2 separate regions of the Homo sapiens genome follow, and region 1 is linked to region 2. Evidence: read pairs that join two places in POLR2A ChIA-PET (ENCODE). Cell type or tissue: MCF 10A. All regions are shown on one strand. Links, peaks and the distances in the headings refer to the core of each region. The heading gives the core; the rest is flanking DNA.

Region 1 (4,387 bases), core at 388-4,387, 50 kb before region 2:
TTTAATCAGAGGCCTGAAGGACAGGAAGGTTGGCTGCATGAGGAGCTGGAGAGGGGCGCTCCTGGGAGGGGAACAGCCAAGGCCCCAGGGGACAGCCCTGGCCTGTGGGAAGCAACCAAGGAAGGGGTGTCTGAGCAGAGCAGGTGGGGGTGGAGAAAGGAGGGGAGGAGGGGAAGGGGAGGAGGGGCAGAGAGAGTGAGGGGTGCCCAATCAGGTGGGGCCCTCAAGGTCCTGGTAAGGAGTTCAGATCTCTCTCAGAACAGCAGGAAATCTGCAAAGGCTGTATATAAGATGGGAAGGACATGATTCCAAAGATGCTTTTCTCCAAGTTTCTTAATCAGCACAGCTGGACAAATAGCTGTAGCTAAAGTAACTTTCCCTCCTACCTTCTTCAATACATCCCATTACCTCTGCCTTGTACTCCAGCCTGAAGAAACCAAACTGCTCTCTTTTTACTTTTCTCTCTCCCTGTCCCCACCCCTGCCCCAAACTGCTCAGGAAAAAAAAACCCCGCAGGGACAAAATGCCACCATTGGATGAAAGCTTGACATATGCTGCGCACAGCCAGTGGCTCATGTTAAACGCATTTGGAAAGAGTTTGTAACTGAAGCTGAACTAGTCTGCCCTCAAAGCTGCTTTCTATTAACATGTTTACACGCACACTGTCCCGACTTTCTGCAGCTGGGATTCCCTCCCCAGGCAGGCTGGCCCCAGTCGTGGGTCCCAAGGAGAGGGGAATTTCAGATTTGGGCAGAAGCACAGAAAGGGATGCCTGGCCGGGGCTGCAGGTGGACACCTTCTCACCTCCTGCTTGGAGGGAGACAGCAGGGCAGGCAAGAGGGGGCTGGTCCGTGATTGTCTCCCAAAAGCTCTTCCGGGTCCCAAGACTCAGCAGGCAAAGTGAGCGCACATGTGTCTGCTCAGCAGTGAGAAGCAGAAAAGGAGTCATTTGGTCACAAGCCCAGAAACATCTCTGGCAACTTCAAGCCACTGGAGATGTGAGGGGAGCTCCAAGAATGGGAGGAAAAGCAGATATTAAACTGGACTCACAAAGTGCAAGAACTCAGGCAGTGCTGGGGGCTCAACAGCAGGGGCTACAGCAGCTTCACCATGTTAGTCTCTGTGGGTGGCATCCAGCTTCACTTTGCGATTCCAAGGGGAGCCTCTGCTTGCCCTAACTGGGTCCTGTGTCCACTCCTTGGCCACAGAGGGTAGGACACCATGACTGATGGTCCCACCTACGCTGTCCGATGATGGACATGTGAAATGCCGGCTGTTGCTGCCAGAAAAGGGGGTAGGTGAGTGGCAAGTGGACAATGACCACAGATGTCCGTGGCAATTCTTATTTCACTGAAAGTCTCAAGAATATCACGTTTACAGCCACGCGCAATGGCTCACACCTGTAATCCCAGCACTTTGGGAGGCTGAGGCAGGTGGATCACCTGAGGTCAGGAGTTTGAGACCAGCCTGGCCAACATGGCAAAACCCGGTCTCTACTAAAAATACAAAAAGTAGCCAGGCATGGTGGTGCACGCCTGTAGTCCCAGCCACTCAGGAGGCTGAGGCAGGAGAATCACTTGAGTCCTGGAGGTGGAGGTTGCAGTGAGCGGAGATGGCGCCACTGCACTCCAGCCTGGGCAACAGTAAAACTCTGTCTCAAAACATAAAAATAAAATGAAATAAACATGTTTATGAAGGACAACGGGGGCCCCTCCAAGTGAAATCAGGATGCCAGGGGAGGAGCTGGGCCCAGATGATAAGCCACCGAGTTAGTCACTGGGCCCACGGACGCGGCAGGCAGTCTCACCAGCTTCACTGGGTTACTCTTAAATGGCTTTGCAGGAGGCTGGGCCACAGTCTCATATGACAAGGAGCCGTGTAGGTGATTTTCATTCCTCAAGCACAGTTTCTGCTGGTTCTGTTCTGCCTTCTCGGTTTTCCTGATCTCTTTCATCCTCTTTGTTATCCCTAAGATGACACAAAGCAAGGCCAGCCAGAGCTTCCCCCGAAATAACCCATCATCAAAACAAGGGAACAAAAGAGAAAAAGCTGGAAGAGATGCTGTTACTCTCCCTACTTTCAACTACTATCAGCAAAAAAAAGCAGTTTAGTCAGTGGAAACCAGTCTTTTGTGTGGGTGTCTGCAATTTAATATCCTTTCATTTCCAATTCCATTTTGAAAAGCCACATCAGTTCAATTTTAAATTTCAAGCACCCTTTCTTGGGGGGCTTGAAACACATGTCAAACAGCATGCTGCTGGCTGAAGAGCTAAACTCCCAAGACAGCAGGAGTCAGGTCAGACACACTCTGCAAAGCTCGTCTATTGAGATCGTTCACGTCTTGCCAGGACATGCCAGGGATGGCACGAGGAGACAGTCTCCACCTTGGCTCAAAATTGGAAAAGAATATCCCCCGGCCAGAAGCAGCCGCACGGTATGTGCCCACGCATTCCAAACACGAAGTTACGCAGTGGGGGCGGCGTCCAGGCCAGCGCCTCGCCTGCACACAGCCCATGCCCTGCTGCTGGCTGCCTCCCAAAGCTCCATGAGGCTGAACAGGTCCCACGCGTGGCCACAGGCTGTGCTATTCTGACTGGCTCCTTCCGGTGAGACTACCACATCCTGGATACCTTTCTAGCAGCCTGTTCCTAAACCAGATGCACCCGCCTTCCCATGGGCTGTTTAAGGTCAAGCTGTCCCATCAAACCACGGGGCCGGCCTCTATCCCTCCAGCAGTAGCCATGGGCTGCCTTAGGAGGGCAGGGTCATGAGGTGTTTGCTGTGTGGCCTCACACAGGTTACTAGACTTCTCTGAGCCCCTGTTTCTTCTTCTCTAAAATGGGGATAACACAGCTATTATGCAGATTAGGTGAAAAAGAATGAAGGCAGAGGCTGGCCCAATAATCCTGTGACCAATAAACACACTTTGAAAGATTAGTTGTCGCTAGAAATTCCACAGTGACCTAATAGAAATAACACACAACTGCAGCCTCACTCAAGGCCAGTTACACACACCGGGCACAGAGCCTATATCTACCCAGAGCCTCTTCGGCCATGCCTGGCCACCCAGCCATAGAGAAGCTACAGGAACATCGGGGAAGGAGGGTAGTAAATGTGTTAGCTGGTGGTTTTCTGAAGACTGGCCGTAAAGGAGCCTGAGCTGGGCAGCAACTTGATGTTATAAAAAGACGGAGAAGGAGACCCGGAATCCTACCACCCAAACAGCACACGCAGAGTTGTTTCCAGAAGGAGGTGTAACCAGCGTGCCACTGAACAGCACAAACAGCCAGATTAATTCCACGCTTGTCTGGAATTACTCAGCCCACACCCAGGTAAAGCGAGGCAAGCAGAGGGCTGGACAAGAGACCCCACCTGGCTCAGCCTCTGGTCTTTTCCTTGGTCAGAGGCAGGATTCCAGCCTCCTCTGATTGTTCCCTCCATCTGAAGTCTAGAAAATTATAAGGATGTGAAGAAACTGGAAACCACGCTTTCACTGAACATGCCACACAGCAAACAAAACCTCTCTCATCGACGTGTCGAGTGGGGGTTTTTGATGAGTCAGTAAGAAATGGATATTGTCCCAGACATGAAGACTTTGCTAAGCAAATCAACAGAGCAAAAATGATTGCAAAGAGAATATTTAAATAGAAAGCATTTTCAAATACAGCATTTCCCAAACTGATTTTGGTATGTCTCAGTTCTGCCTGCCCCCACAAAAAGCTGTATACTCAAATGATTATAATTTGGGCAAATAGTTCAGTCAACACCCTTTTGTAGGCAAGCCACGTGCACACTAGCATACTAAAAGCTCTGAGAAGGTCTGGAAAGAAGAAATCCATTAGCTCTGTTTTAATTCAAGTTTTCCAAGATGTTTAAAGTACGAAACATTCTTTTGAAACACATCTCATAACCCCGCAAAACCCCAATTTGGGAGAGCTGGTTTGTTTTCAAAGTAACTGTTGACAAGTTAAGGATGGCTCAGTCTAAAACCCAGTAAATTCTATGTTCATTGTGAACGCATGATGTATCTGTGGAGGATAAATAAAATCTGTAACAAGAGTTGCCACAGGATTGGGAATGGGAAGGAGAATCAATTTTCACTACTTACCTACTAATTTCTTTACAAATCTATTGCTTTCTTTGACAAACATTTAAAACATTATTTTAAAAACTTTTATCTGGCTCCTTACAGAAGTTTTCCTGAGCCCCTTCCTCTCCCACACCCCCAGGCCATACTCAGCATCTCCTCAAGGCCCTCCTGTGACTGGCTCAGACTGGCTTCAGTGCCCCCCGAGAATCAGCTGCAATCAGAGAGCTCTGGTGCCTTTGCCAAGGGTGTTCCGGGGCATCTGAGAACTCACCTCTGCAGGCGAGAACACCCTTACCT
Region 2 (4,394 bases), core at 151-4,150:
GAGACAAATGATGAACGAGAATATTTCAATACAGGACAAAGATAAGTAAATACAGAAAAAAGATTAATAGTTTATATATAAAGGATTCTTAGAAATAAATAAGAAAACTTCAAACAGCAATGAAAAGCTTGTGATAAAAACAGGCAATTCACAAAAAGGATAAATAGAAATGTTAACATTTAAAAAAACCTTATAGTTTTCAAATAAATATAAAAATCATAATATATCATTTTTCTTTAATCAGATTGCCAAAAATTAAAAGTATGGACAAAACCCAGTACTGTCAAGGATGTGCGGAAATGGGCACTTTTTTTTTTTTTTGAGACGCAGTTTCGCTCTTGTTGCCCAGGCTGGAGTGCAATGGTATGATCTCGGCTCACTGCAACCTCCGCCTCCCGGGTTCAAGCGATTCTCCTGCCTCAGCCTCCCAAGTAGCTAGGATTACAGGAATGTGCCACCACATCCGGCCAATTTTGTATTTTTAGTAGAGATGGGGTTTCTCCATGTTGGTGAGACTGATCTCGAACTCCCAACCTCAGGTGATCTCTCCACCTCAGCCTCCCAAAGTGCTGGGATTACAGGCGTAAGCCACCATGCCCGGCCTGCACTGTTATGCACTACTGATGGGAGCATAAATTTGTACATCCTTCCTATGTCATTTGACCATGGTAGGAAGTGCATATACCTTTGAGAGCAACAAACCCATGCCTGGGAGTGTATTACTAGTGGAGAAAAGACATGGCCTGCAGTATTGTTAAAATAGTGAATGGCCGGGCGTGGTGGCTCACGCCTGTAATCCCAGCACTTTGGGAGGCCAAGGCGGGCAGATCATGAAGTCAGGAGATCCAGACCAACCTGGCTAACACGGTGAAACCCCGTCTCTACTGAAAAAAAAATACAAAAACTTAGCTGAGCGTGGTGGCAGGCACCGTAGTCCCAGGTACTCGGGAGGCTGAAGCAGGAGAATGGCATGAACCCGGGAGGTGGAGCTGGCAGTGAGCCAAGATGGCACCACTGCACTCCAGCCTGGGCGACGGAGCAAGACTCCGTCTCAAAAAAAAAAAAAAAAAAAAAGTGAAGAAGTAGAAACAATCAAAATGTCCAGTAAAGGAATGGTTAAAGTTTTTTTCTGTATAAATACACAAGGGAAGACCAAAGTTTAAGCCTTTATAAATAGTGGTGTCCATATATTTATTGATAAGTGAGGGTGTCTGTAACATACTGCTACATGGAAAACAGGCTACAAAACAACATGTATGGCATGGTCCCAAATATGTCAACTTGCCAATGTCTATGTGTAAATAAGCACAAAGAGCCATCCAGAACAAAGTCGAGTCATGAGAAGTCTGGTGATTTTTGCTTTTATTGTTTTGTGTGGGGTGTATATGACATTTGGCTTGTTTACAGAGGCTACAGATTTTTACACACACAAAAATAAAGCTATTTACGTACACATTTAGTAAAAGACTTGGAAGTATAATCACTGAAATGTCAACACAGGTCATTTCTTGGAGAAATTACAAATCATTTTTATTTTTTTTCTTTTTGCTTACATGGATGTTCTACAATAGGGTGTTCACTTTAAAATCAGAAAAAAAAACATTAAGGCTATTCTTTTTTTAAACAAAACAAAGATTCTTGTCTTGAGGAAGGCTTAGGCTCACAAAAGAAAAAAAAAGTAAAGACTCTAGTACAGTTAACAGCGATGGTGGCTCTGTGTCCACGGCAGCATAGAGAACAAAGAAAGGAATGGTCAGTATCAGCAGTGGAAGCCAGGGAGGCTCCGTGTCACATGGAAAAGTGAGTCATGGAAGGTAATGAGGAGCTCACGAAATGGACAGACAGGGAAGCTATGGGTGTTTGAGTCAGAAGGAAATCATCTCCACGGAATTACACTCGAAGGGTTGTCCTTGCTTCTAAGGGTGAATATGGAAGACCACCTAAAAATTTTTCTACAAAAACTGTGAAGGACATTGGTCCCCACGTTACTCAGTGTCCCCTGTAGCACAATCCACATCATAAAAGATTCCAAACATTTAATACCTGGACGGTTCTCTAGCTCTAAAAGGTGATATGGTTAGTTGCATCAAACAACAAAGGCTATTCTAGAACTCAACGTTTTCCTTTTCAGTTGCCAGAAAGCTCAGAGTTTAGTTGGTGTTTATATGTGGTAACCACCTTTCTTTGATTCCTGATGAAATTCTGTCTATATGGAAGACCATCAAATAAAAAAATATTTTTATTCCAACCTGTGTTTCATGTTCAGTTGGTCAGAGCCGGTTCATGCACGCAGCCTCTTTCAGTGGGTTCTTTATCTGAACCACAGAACACAGGCAGTGATTTAGGTAACTGTTTTCTCAGCTCTAAGGATACTATGTAACAAAGGCCATCCTGGTCGCATAGGAGAGAAGTTAATTCCTTACATGTAATGGATAATGGATATCTTAGGGCAGAGGATCTCAAACTTTTTTTTTTTTTGAGACAGGGTCTCACTCTGTTGCCCAGGCTGGAGTGCAGTGACACTCAGGGCTCACTGCAGCCTTGATCTCCCAGGCTCAAGCGATCCTCTCACCTCAGCACGCAATGCAAGTCGCTGGGACTACAGACACACACCACCATGCCTAATTCTTTTTGAATTTTAGTAGAGACGATGTCTCACTATGTTACCTAGGCTCATCTCGAACTCCTGAACTCAAGCAATCTTCTCGCCTCGGCTTCCCAAAGTGCTGCGATTATAGGTGTGAGCAACCATGCCCAGCCGATCTCAAACTTTAATGGATGTCAGAATCACCTGTAGGCCTTGTTAAAACAGATTGCCTGCCCTAATCCCAGAAAATCTGATTCAGTAGGACTGGGATGGGAGCAATAATTTGCACTTCTAGCAAGTTCTCAGTAATGTTGACATTGTTGGTCTCAGGGACCACACTTTGAGAACCACTGCCTTAGGGGATTAGGATTTCTCTCACAGCAGACTTAAGAGGGGCCCATGAGGTAATTGTTAGCACCTAAAATTAAACGTAAAACCAAACATACATTAAGTATGAAAGGGGCCCAGGACCAGCTGCTGAAACCACTGCACTGGTGCAGTGCTTATACAGTGGCCATTACTACTAGAATTCGTTTGCATTTTGCTTGTCTTATTTATGTCCCCTTTGGGCCAATCTAATCAACAAAGAGCTGGATTTGGACTGTTTTCATTTTCTAATCTCTTCCAAATTTTGAAGTCTTTGGCTTTTAAAAGGGACTACAGTGAAAGGAGAAAAGCTATTTACTAGGCCAAAGTTTAAGAGCAAAGCTTAAAGTGAATTCTGTTCCAATGAACTGTACTGAACGTTGGCATGGGAAGGGAGAAGGGAATCCAGTGTTTTGGGGTCACCAAGGCTTGTGTGATGGGAAAGATGAGAAAGCAATTCCAACACTTCAAGGAGAAAGTGGCATTTTGGTGAGAATTGAAGGTGTGGAATTAACAGGCAACAATTATTAGGAAAGTGGCGTTCCAGGCAGAAGAAACAGCACAAATAATAGCAGGAAGGTGGGAAACAGGGAGATGGAAAGGTTCAGTTGAACTGGAGTGCCAGATATACACAGAAGCACTGTGTGAGAAGGTGGACATGGAAGGGCAATGAACGTAGGATAAGTTCAAATGCTATTCACTAGGACAGTGTTTCTCAAATGGGGAACCTAGACATGTTCTCCAGGAACCACATGTTCTTTACAAGAAATTATACTTTTTACATTGAATTTTGATAATTTTTTAAAGACTCCTAAATTTAATTTGGATGGCCTCCTGTTACCTGAGTACTACCACTTTAATCTGGTGGTATGTTTGTGATCACATTGCTTCCAGGTAAAAATCAGAAGATAGCACAACTTGTCATATAAGCAATCTTCACAGCATTGGATATTTTGAGTTGAAGAACAAAGTGGGATCTGCAGTAATGCATTTCTCCTTAAATAAGTTCTGTATATTGTGCTCAGCTCCATGCAAATACATTTAAAAACTTAGATAAAATGTATAATTTTCTATGGATATAATTGATCAAAACTGACCCCAGAAAAGATAGAAAGCCTAAGCATATCAATTCTCATAGAGGAAATGAGGAGGTTGTCAATGGCACACCCTCAAAAGAGCACCAGGTTGAGAGGATTTCCTAGCGGAAGTCCACTAACTCTTTAAGGAGTATAGAATACCAACTTTTTTTTTTTGAGATGGAGTTTCACTCTTGTCACCCAGGCTGGAGTGTAGTGGCACCATCTCAGCTTACTGCAACCTCTGCCTCCCGGGTTCAAGCAATTCTCCTGCCTCAGCCTCCCACGTAGCTGGGATTACAGGCACCTGCCACCATGCCTGGCTAATTTTTTGTATTTTTAGTAGAGACAGGGTTTCGCCATGT

What was found. ChIA-PET counts read pairs that join two places held together with the same protein. Peaks named below come from ENCODE experiments on the same cell type or tissue, not always from the same donor. Only the 100,000 strongest peaks of a DNase experiment are listed, where the experiment ranks them.
Region 1: POLR2A ChIA-PET joins it to region 2 with 7 read pairs; 4 of 35 experiments call an interaction of 5 or more read pairs at or near these places.

What each region holds. Positions count from the first base shown.
Region 1 is chr10:122,489,625-122,494,011 of GRCh38, reverse strand. HTRA1 (HtrA serine peptidase 1) reads right to left here. Exons shown (of 9, transcript NM_002775.5): 3 at 4,386-4,387. Among named protein-coding and RNA genes, the nearest start is that of HTRA1, 30 kb to the right of the region's middle. In MCF 10A, for the core only: no CTCF peak of the experiment used is centred there; a DNase peak (open chromatin) is centred at 2,581.
Region 2 is chr10:122,439,554-122,443,947 of GRCh38, reverse strand. It overlaps a transcript of PLEKHA1 not described here. Among named protein-coding and RNA genes, the nearest start is that of ARMS2, 13 kb to the left of the region's middle. In MCF 10A, for the core only: no CTCF peak of the experiment used is centred there; a DNase peak (open chromatin) is centred at 1,797.